2 separate regions of the Homo sapiens genome follow, and region 1 is linked to region 2. Evidence: chromatin contacts called from ENCODE Hi-C or POLR2A ChIA-PET data. All regions are on one chromosome and are shown on one strand. The core of a region is the stretch at or near the end of the contact, and the rest is flanking DNA. Distances in the headings are between cores, read along the strand shown.

Region 1 (3,420 bases), core at 434-2,933, 47 kb before region 2:
CATTTTAGGAAACTGAAGCCATGAGTTCCATGAGGAGGTCTCAACTCAGGCCAGCTCTCCCTCTGGCTCCACTGTAACCTTGTGGTTTTATTGATGGGGGCTTTCCTTGAGGAAGAGGATGCAGGAGTTGATCTGGCTCATCAGTCTGTCCCCCTGTGGAGGTAGAGGCCTGCGCTAGAGAATATTGTTATGGTCCTTCATCCTGTAAGGTACCATCCACACGTACTATTTCCAAAGTGACTGAATTTGCTTAATCCAAAGTGGTTAAGTAGAATGACAAACAGAGATGGGGTGTTAAAATTAGGGTTAACTGACAAGATTAAGAACGTCCTATACTGCTAGATTTATTTTCCTCCTTTCCTGGTCTTTTAAATGGGCCTAAAATATATAAAAGTGGATACAGAGATACAAATTGGTAGCTCTAGGGCCAGAAGATGTTTAAACTAGTGTTTTAAAAAGCAATAGTTTGAACATCAAATTCAAGTCATGTACCTTCCAGTTTGACAAGGTTTGTACCATTCCCTATTGTCTTATATCAGACCCACTTTTATTCCTTCAGTCAGTCAACAACAACTATTTACTCTACGCCTGTTCTGAGCCGGGCGTTCCCCCATAACTACATTTTCATTACCTGCCTGGGCCCACAGACACTTGAATAACTGGTCTCCACCCTAGACCACAATCGAGGGGAGCTCATGTTTGACGAATGCTCCTTTATTCCTCTGAGCGTAACCTCCGTACCTGAAGTTTACATCACCTCGAAGCTAGGGTGTTGTAACTAATGTTCACCCTGGGTCTTCAGAGATTGGTTTTTCCAAAGACTCTGCTGCTTTTCCTTTTAAAATCCCAGAGCCAGAGGCAAATGGTAGGCATTCCTCTCCCCAGAGCCCAAATAGGTGGCTGAAACCTGGAAACTTTCAGGGACTTGCCAAAGGCCCCAAAGGTAGCAGGGAGGCCTCCCGGAACGACTGGTCCTCTTGATTCCAAGCCCAGAGGTAGATCTCCTGTCCTTGAGGGGCTTTGGTTTCAGACCCTGCCTGAGAGAACAAAAGAGACTTCAGTTGTCACATCGACACAGCCCCGAGCTGCTCTATTTTCTAACTTGGCTGGCTTTCCCCGTGTGCTGTTTCACATCAGATACCTCCTCCCCCCACTTTCCTTCAGATGATTGGTTGAAATTAAATATCCTGAAATTACATTGAAGGGGGGGGGCGCTAATACAAAATTTTAATCAAAATACAAGCTTAACAGTTCCCAGCCTTTGAAATGTGAAGCAGACACTGGGTCCGCAGGGATGCCCCGACATGTTCTCAGGTGTGAAGTTAGCCAAGGAAGGGGCCCATTCTCTGAACATGAGAATTGCAAGTAAACCAGCACATTGCAAACTCAGGATTTCCAAATGAGGCAGGGCCTTCTCTCCCTTTCCACAGCGTGCATGGGCAGGCTGGCCCAGAGGGAAGTTCTCACTGAAGACACTGGAGGAGAAAGGGTCCCTCGTGAAAGGGTCTGGGGGTTCTCCCTGCCCCACCTGGCTTTGATCCATAGGTATGCCATCCAGGGCCTGAAAGCTCAGGAAGGAAAGGACTGGATAAAGGAGCTTGCAGGGGAGGCAAAACCCCTGATATAGCAAGAGCCACTCTGATGGAATGAGGCAGACATCGGGCGCCCTCTGGTGGCACATGCCCCACCAGACAACACGGAGGCTTTCTCCCTGGATTAACTCTATAAATAGAAGGATGATTTATTAAACAGATTTGAGGCTCATTTGAAGCACTGGGCCATGATTGCTTCGGGGCTCAAATAAGGAGGTGCTTAGGACCCTGCCTCTTATGCAAACACCTGGACTCACTTAGCAAGTCACTAGCATGATCTACATTACAAGTGCATCGGACACTGTTGGCTCAGCCGTTCCCAGCCAGGAGATGCCAAATTCCTCATATATAAAAGGAGCTTTAGTAACTCAAGCAAAATAAGCACACTTTTCCCCCCACTGCCTTCCCAGAGACCTAGGCGGCAGAGTTTCTGTGAGGATACACAATACCTTGTTACAAACCATGTAATGTTTTAAAAAGTATCTATCTGACAGCCTTGGCTAAAGCCAGATCTTCTATCTCGATTACTTCAATATGTCACATCCATATCGCACCACAGCGTCCAAGCTTTCGGAGCCAAAGCCTCTCTGTCTTGTCCAACCTTCCCATCTGGAAGCAATGAGCTTAATATTCTGGCTCTCCCCCCGTAAAAGCTATGTCACAAAAAAAGTAGCAGCCTGTGAACTGCTTTAGCCCCCCAAGACACACCAGAGCTCCTCATTCTCTGCAGGCTCTGTTCAGTCACATTTTAAGGCCCTCCCCTGCTCCTCCCCTCCCTTGCTGCCCCTGTCTTCCAAACAGCCTGAGATGCTCAGCGCAGTACCAGGAGGACAGGAGTGAACTGACAATCATTTATACTTTAATCCTCCTTTACGACATTTTGAGGGATGCAGCTTAAAATATCATGGAGGCTGACAGACTCCCTCTGGAAAAATGTGTCTGCTAGAGAAGAAGCATTGCCTTACAAGGACCCTACTGTTTCTGGTGACCCATCAGAGACCCAGCTTTGAAGCCTGTCTTGTACCACGTCTCCCACTCACCTTACCTTCTCCAACACTGCCGGAAAGTTTCAGTTCATGGTGACAATGACCTTCCCTATTGCATGTGCCTTAGTCATTCATTGATTCACTTACTCATCCAATTTGGATTGACTACATGGCATGTCCCTTTCCATGTTCTCTGTTTCACTGCAATGTCAAATGAGTCCCTGGCTCCCAGGAGCCTGAGTCTGTGAGGGAGACCAACCCCACTCCAGAACCATCAGATGAGTGTTCCTCAAAGCATGTTTCATGGGTCACTGCTGCGTGGGAACCTTTTGGGTGCCTGTGAAGCGTGCCTACGTCGTGGCCCTTGCCCAGGCCTCCCAAAAGAGGATCACTGGACGCCAGGCTTAAGAATGTGCATGTTTAATAAAATTCTCCAATAAGTAATTTCTACACACATTAAAATCAAGAAACCCACCGAGTTAGGTCAGATGAAGCAGCAAATGATGTTGCGCAAAATGCGAAAAGAGACCGTGGGTACGGAAGACAGAACTTGGGCTTTGCCTGGAAATGATATAATGCCGCTGCTCGGTCCCAAGTCCCTAGGTTTTGGAAGATTGGTGTGAGTGGAAGTCACCCTCCAGCGGAGCACCTAGGACTTTGGCTCCTTGACTGTTCTCCTTCGCCTGGAAGCTTCTGGGGGCAGAGGCCAGCTTTCCTGTGTTGAGTTCTTGGGAAGGGCCTCTGTGTCCTGGAAGGGACTTGAAAGAGCAGCTCATCTAAGCTCTTCAGTTTGTAGGAAACACATCTAGCTGACCAAGGGAAAGTAGGCTGTTCGAGGTCAC
Region 2 (3,935 bases), core at 542-3,041:
ATTTTAGGCTGAGATGGCAGGGGACTGGGCCTTAGAGGCTGCAGAAAACAGAGGCCCTGGGGCTTGGCTTCAGAATATCTTATATGTATTTCCAGCACTAGGTTACCTTCGTATTGGTGGAAAAGTGAGGAAAGGAAAGTTGCAGACAAAGTTTCATCCTGACTTGAAATGTCCTTAAAAGGCAATGTTGATGAATTTTCCAAGTGTGTGGCCTATCTGAGTAACAGAGAAACATGTTTCTTTGTGGAGTACTTGGATATTCTTGAGATCTGGATCCAGGCTGGGAAAGATAAAGCACATGACTGAGGTTCATGCTTGGTTCACAGTGGATTTGTTCCCCTCCTGCTTCCTACCCTATTATCTGATGATATAGGATCCCCTGATGTCCTGTGGGGTCACAGAGTCTGCCATTTGGAAAAGGCTGCAAAATCCACTCTGTCCTAGGAGGCATAACTGTGTGAAGCACAGGGTGGAGTATGCAGGCATTTCCTCAATCCCTAAGGAGTGCAAATCAGGAGACCCCTCTTTGAGGCACCAAAGGAAAGGGAGAAAAAAGGATGGGAGAACTATCTAGGAAGAAATATGGGATGATCAAATTACTGTAGCTGGAAGAGTTATGAGGTTAGTAGTTCATTCCACCACCTCTTGTTTGTTTCCATACATGGAGGAGTGACTTTGATCCTTAGGGTAACTGCAGTGTGTATGGGAAAAGAGGAGGAGAAGTGGGGGTGAGCAGCTGCACCAGGTCTCTGGATCTCACTGGCCACTGCGGGCCAGCCTGGCTTACACAAGAGAACAGGAGAGGACAGTGTACCCAGTTCAGAGCATGCAGTGGTAGATCCTCAAAGAATGCCTGGAGGAAGGCTAGAAATGGAAAGGAATAGACAAATACAGAGAAGAATGGAGGGAGAAAAGGCAGAAGAGCAGAGACTAGTGTCTAAAGCGATGAGTGGAGAGAACAGTCTTCTGCATGCCTCACAGCTCTCTGCCTCTTCTCTTCTGTACCTATAAATAACGATAATACCTTAATTACCTTCTCCTTGTGATGCAGTTTCTAAGAGCTTTTAATGTACTTTCTCATGTTCCCCACAATGAGCAGGCTATAAAGGCAGCCTTTGCAATCTCATTTTATAAATTAGTATGTTGAGGCTCAGAAATGTTTAGGAGTCCCTGGAGTCACATAGCTAATAAGAGGAAAGACGGGTATTGCACCTCAGTTGTCACAATGAAAGGAGGGGAGGCAACAGTCATTTATCTAGAGATTCACCACAGTCGTTTCATGGCTCAGGACTTTCAGGGAGCAGCCAGGAAAAGAGAGACACATGGCGAGAGGTCTGCAGCAAGAAATTTGGACAAAAAGGCCAAAGAGACAAGAGGTTAAGGGGAGAGAGGTGTGAAGGAAAGAAAACACTCCATCTGTAGCCACAGCCTCTGCATCATCGTGTTTCACTTAACAGACTGTGTCCTGGACTGGGGAATGGATGAAAAGATAAACAACACCCACGCAGACTGACTAAGTCCTCTGAGACAGCAGCAGCATGGAGGGGAGCCACAAACAGATTCTCACCCAGGCCTTCCAGGGGTAAGAGGGGAGGAAGGTGCCTATGAGACCATCAGTCGGGGCCAGAGAGGGTAGGAGACAGGCTGGAATGTGCCAGCCTCTGTGCAGAAGTGGCATAAGAACAAGGAAAGAGTAAGCAGTGTGGCAGGTGTCTTTTCCTCATCAATCCTTCGTCCTCAGATCCCTGCTTGGCCACCCCTGAGACTCACATTCCTGAATGATTCAGTGTCATTATTGATTCCTGCTGTGAATTCACGGGATTGGAGGGGAGGAAAGATGACTTGAGCATAGCAGTCCTCCAAAAGCATGAATTTGGCCTAGTTAGCACCCAAAATGCTCTGCTCTTTGCAGCTTTCTGCACCCACAGGATTTTATTAGCTAGAACACCACCTATGCTATTGCATCTTTAATGTTTTCGTAAGAAAATGTTCATTATTTCAGCCAGTTATTCACTCGTGCAATAAACATATTTACATATTCCTTCACATATTCAACAAACATTATTGTGCAGCAGGCACCTTGCTAGAAATGAGAGGTGTCTAGCCTTGAAGGTCCCAGCCTTTTTGGAGAACACAGCCTGGTGAGAAATCCAGGCAAGTCAGGTAACAATTTCAATGTAGGTGCTGGGGAAGACCTGAGAGAAGCAAGTGCTGGTGGAGCTGTACTGAGCCAAGTTGGAGGCTGGGTAGTGGGTGGGAGGAGAGCCTGGGCAATCTAACAGGGGAGCCTAGAGGTGCCACAATCCTGTAGGAACCAGACTCCATCCCAAAGGTCACCCTTTAGTACCCAGAAAGTGGCCTTTGTCCTCATGGCTCTAGATGGCTAATAGAGCCCCAGCCATTACCTCTCCACATCATAACATAAGCATGAAAAACAAACTCAATGGATCGCATACTACTTGATAGTCCTAGGAATTAAGAAGTGTCTTCTTTCATGCTTATTTTTTAACCATCATTCATTTACAACCAGTAATATGTGAAAAATCCATCCTTCCCATGTGTTGGTGGGGTATGAAGTTACTTCTAAGGAGGTGAAGGGACTGGGGTTGGGGCACCTGGCACCTTCCACCTCTGATGAGTTGACACCACACCTGATTGCAGTCATGGTCCTTGATGACCTGGTTCCATTTGAGGCTGTAGCTACAGAGTTATATCCTTTCTCATTTTCCTGCCACTGCGTCTTTCTACTTAGAAAGAGTACGCAGCCCACAGCCTGGAAGGTGGTGTTATGGAAGCACTGAACATGGCTCCAGGAGTCCAGTGAACTTGGAGCAGGGCCCTTAGAAAGTTGTGTAATATGAGATAAGCCATTTCAATGTTGAACCTGTTTCTCGTAAAATCAGAGATGGCAATAATATCTGCCTGAAGATTTTTATGAACGTTAGATGCAAGTAAGTCTGACAAGTCATTCAATAAAAATAATAGTTTCCTTTCTTTCTTTCTTTTTTTTTTTTTTTAGGCAGAGTCTCTCTCTGTCACCCATCCTGGAGTGCAGTGGCTCGGCTGACTGCAACCTCTACCTCCCACGTTCAAGCAATTCTCCTGTCTCAGCCTCCCGAGTAGCTGGAACTACAGGCACCTGGATCACTCCCGCCTAATTTTTGTGTTTTTAGTAGAGACGAGGTTTTGCCATGTTGTCCAGGCTGGTCTCAGACTCCTGACCTCAGGTGATCCGCCCACCTCAGCCTCCCAAAGTGCTGGGATTACAGGCATGAGCCACCACGCCCGGCCTCTTTTTCTTTAAAGGGGTTTTCTTTTCCAAAATATTTGCAATCCTAGGAAATTTAGGGTCTCTTTAAAAAAAAAAAGGAGGGGGAAGTAACTCAACCACAAAAACTCTGTGCTGACCTGGATTTGAGGAAGACTCCATAACTAACAGCTCAAATTTCCTTCTCTCTTGGCTGACAGAATTGGAGGCAAGACCTGATACTTATCTACTTCCATCTGTTTCTGTGTGCAGACTTATTATAACGAGATGTTTCTATTCCAAAACAGTGGCCCCTTCTATACAAGTGTGCAAAACATTTCTCTAAATTTCCTAGTGTTTTGCTCTGAGGCTTCCAACTGCAAAATCAAGAAGTGCTGAAAAGATGGCTTTTTCCTGACTTATTTGCTGCGGGGCAGCCCCTGGGGAGAGCAGGGCTGAGAGACAAACCTGGGGTACGAATGTGATGCACAGAGCCCTTCCTTAGTTTCCAAGTCCCCCAGTATCCCAGCAACCCTTCCCTGAGCACATCCTCAGCTTGAGCCAGGTTGGCTTCTTCCGTGTTCCCTAAACGTAGCCTCTTTTCCCATCTGTGTGGTTTGGGTTTATCTCTCTGCTCTTTCTTCCCATCATTCTTTATTGAAGTCTTGTATCCAATTCAAATGCCCTC

Evidence for each region. A loop is a pair of places that touch in the nucleus more often than their neighbours do. ChIA-PET counts read pairs that join two places held with the same protein, here RNA polymerase II (POLR2A). Pooled maps may share reads with other maps.
Region 1: a map of prostate gland shows a loop between it and region 2 (2.9-fold over the local background). The contact joins two enhancer-like sites. A Hi-C loop is called at or near these places in 2 of 168 maps with a recorded cell type or tissue (PC-3 and prostate gland) and 2 of 50 pooled maps. POLR2A ChIA-PET finds 5 or more read pairs at or near these places in 3 of 52 experiments (BJ, OCI-LY7 and T-cell).

The regions. Positions count from the first base shown.
Region 1 is chr2:18,518,959-18,522,378 of GRCh38, reverse strand. It overlaps LOC105373454 (a long non-coding RNA gene), which reads right to left. Exons shown (of 8, transcript XR_001739302.1): 8 at 1-1,037. Among named protein-coding and RNA genes, the nearest start is that of RDH14, 40 kb to the left of the region's middle. Within about 2 kb of position 1,683, at least 6 of the 41 ENCODE cell types and tissues checked have a DNase peak (open chromatin) inside an H3K27ac peak, as active enhancers do.
Region 2 is chr2:18,471,212-18,475,146 of GRCh38, reverse strand. The region is part of intron 4 of LOC105373454 (a long non-coding RNA gene); the gene reads right to left. Among named protein-coding and RNA genes, the nearest start is that of RDH14, 87 kb to the left of the region's middle. Within about 2 kb of position 1,791, at least 5 of the 41 ENCODE cell types and tissues checked have a DNase peak (open chromatin) inside an H3K27ac peak, as active enhancers do.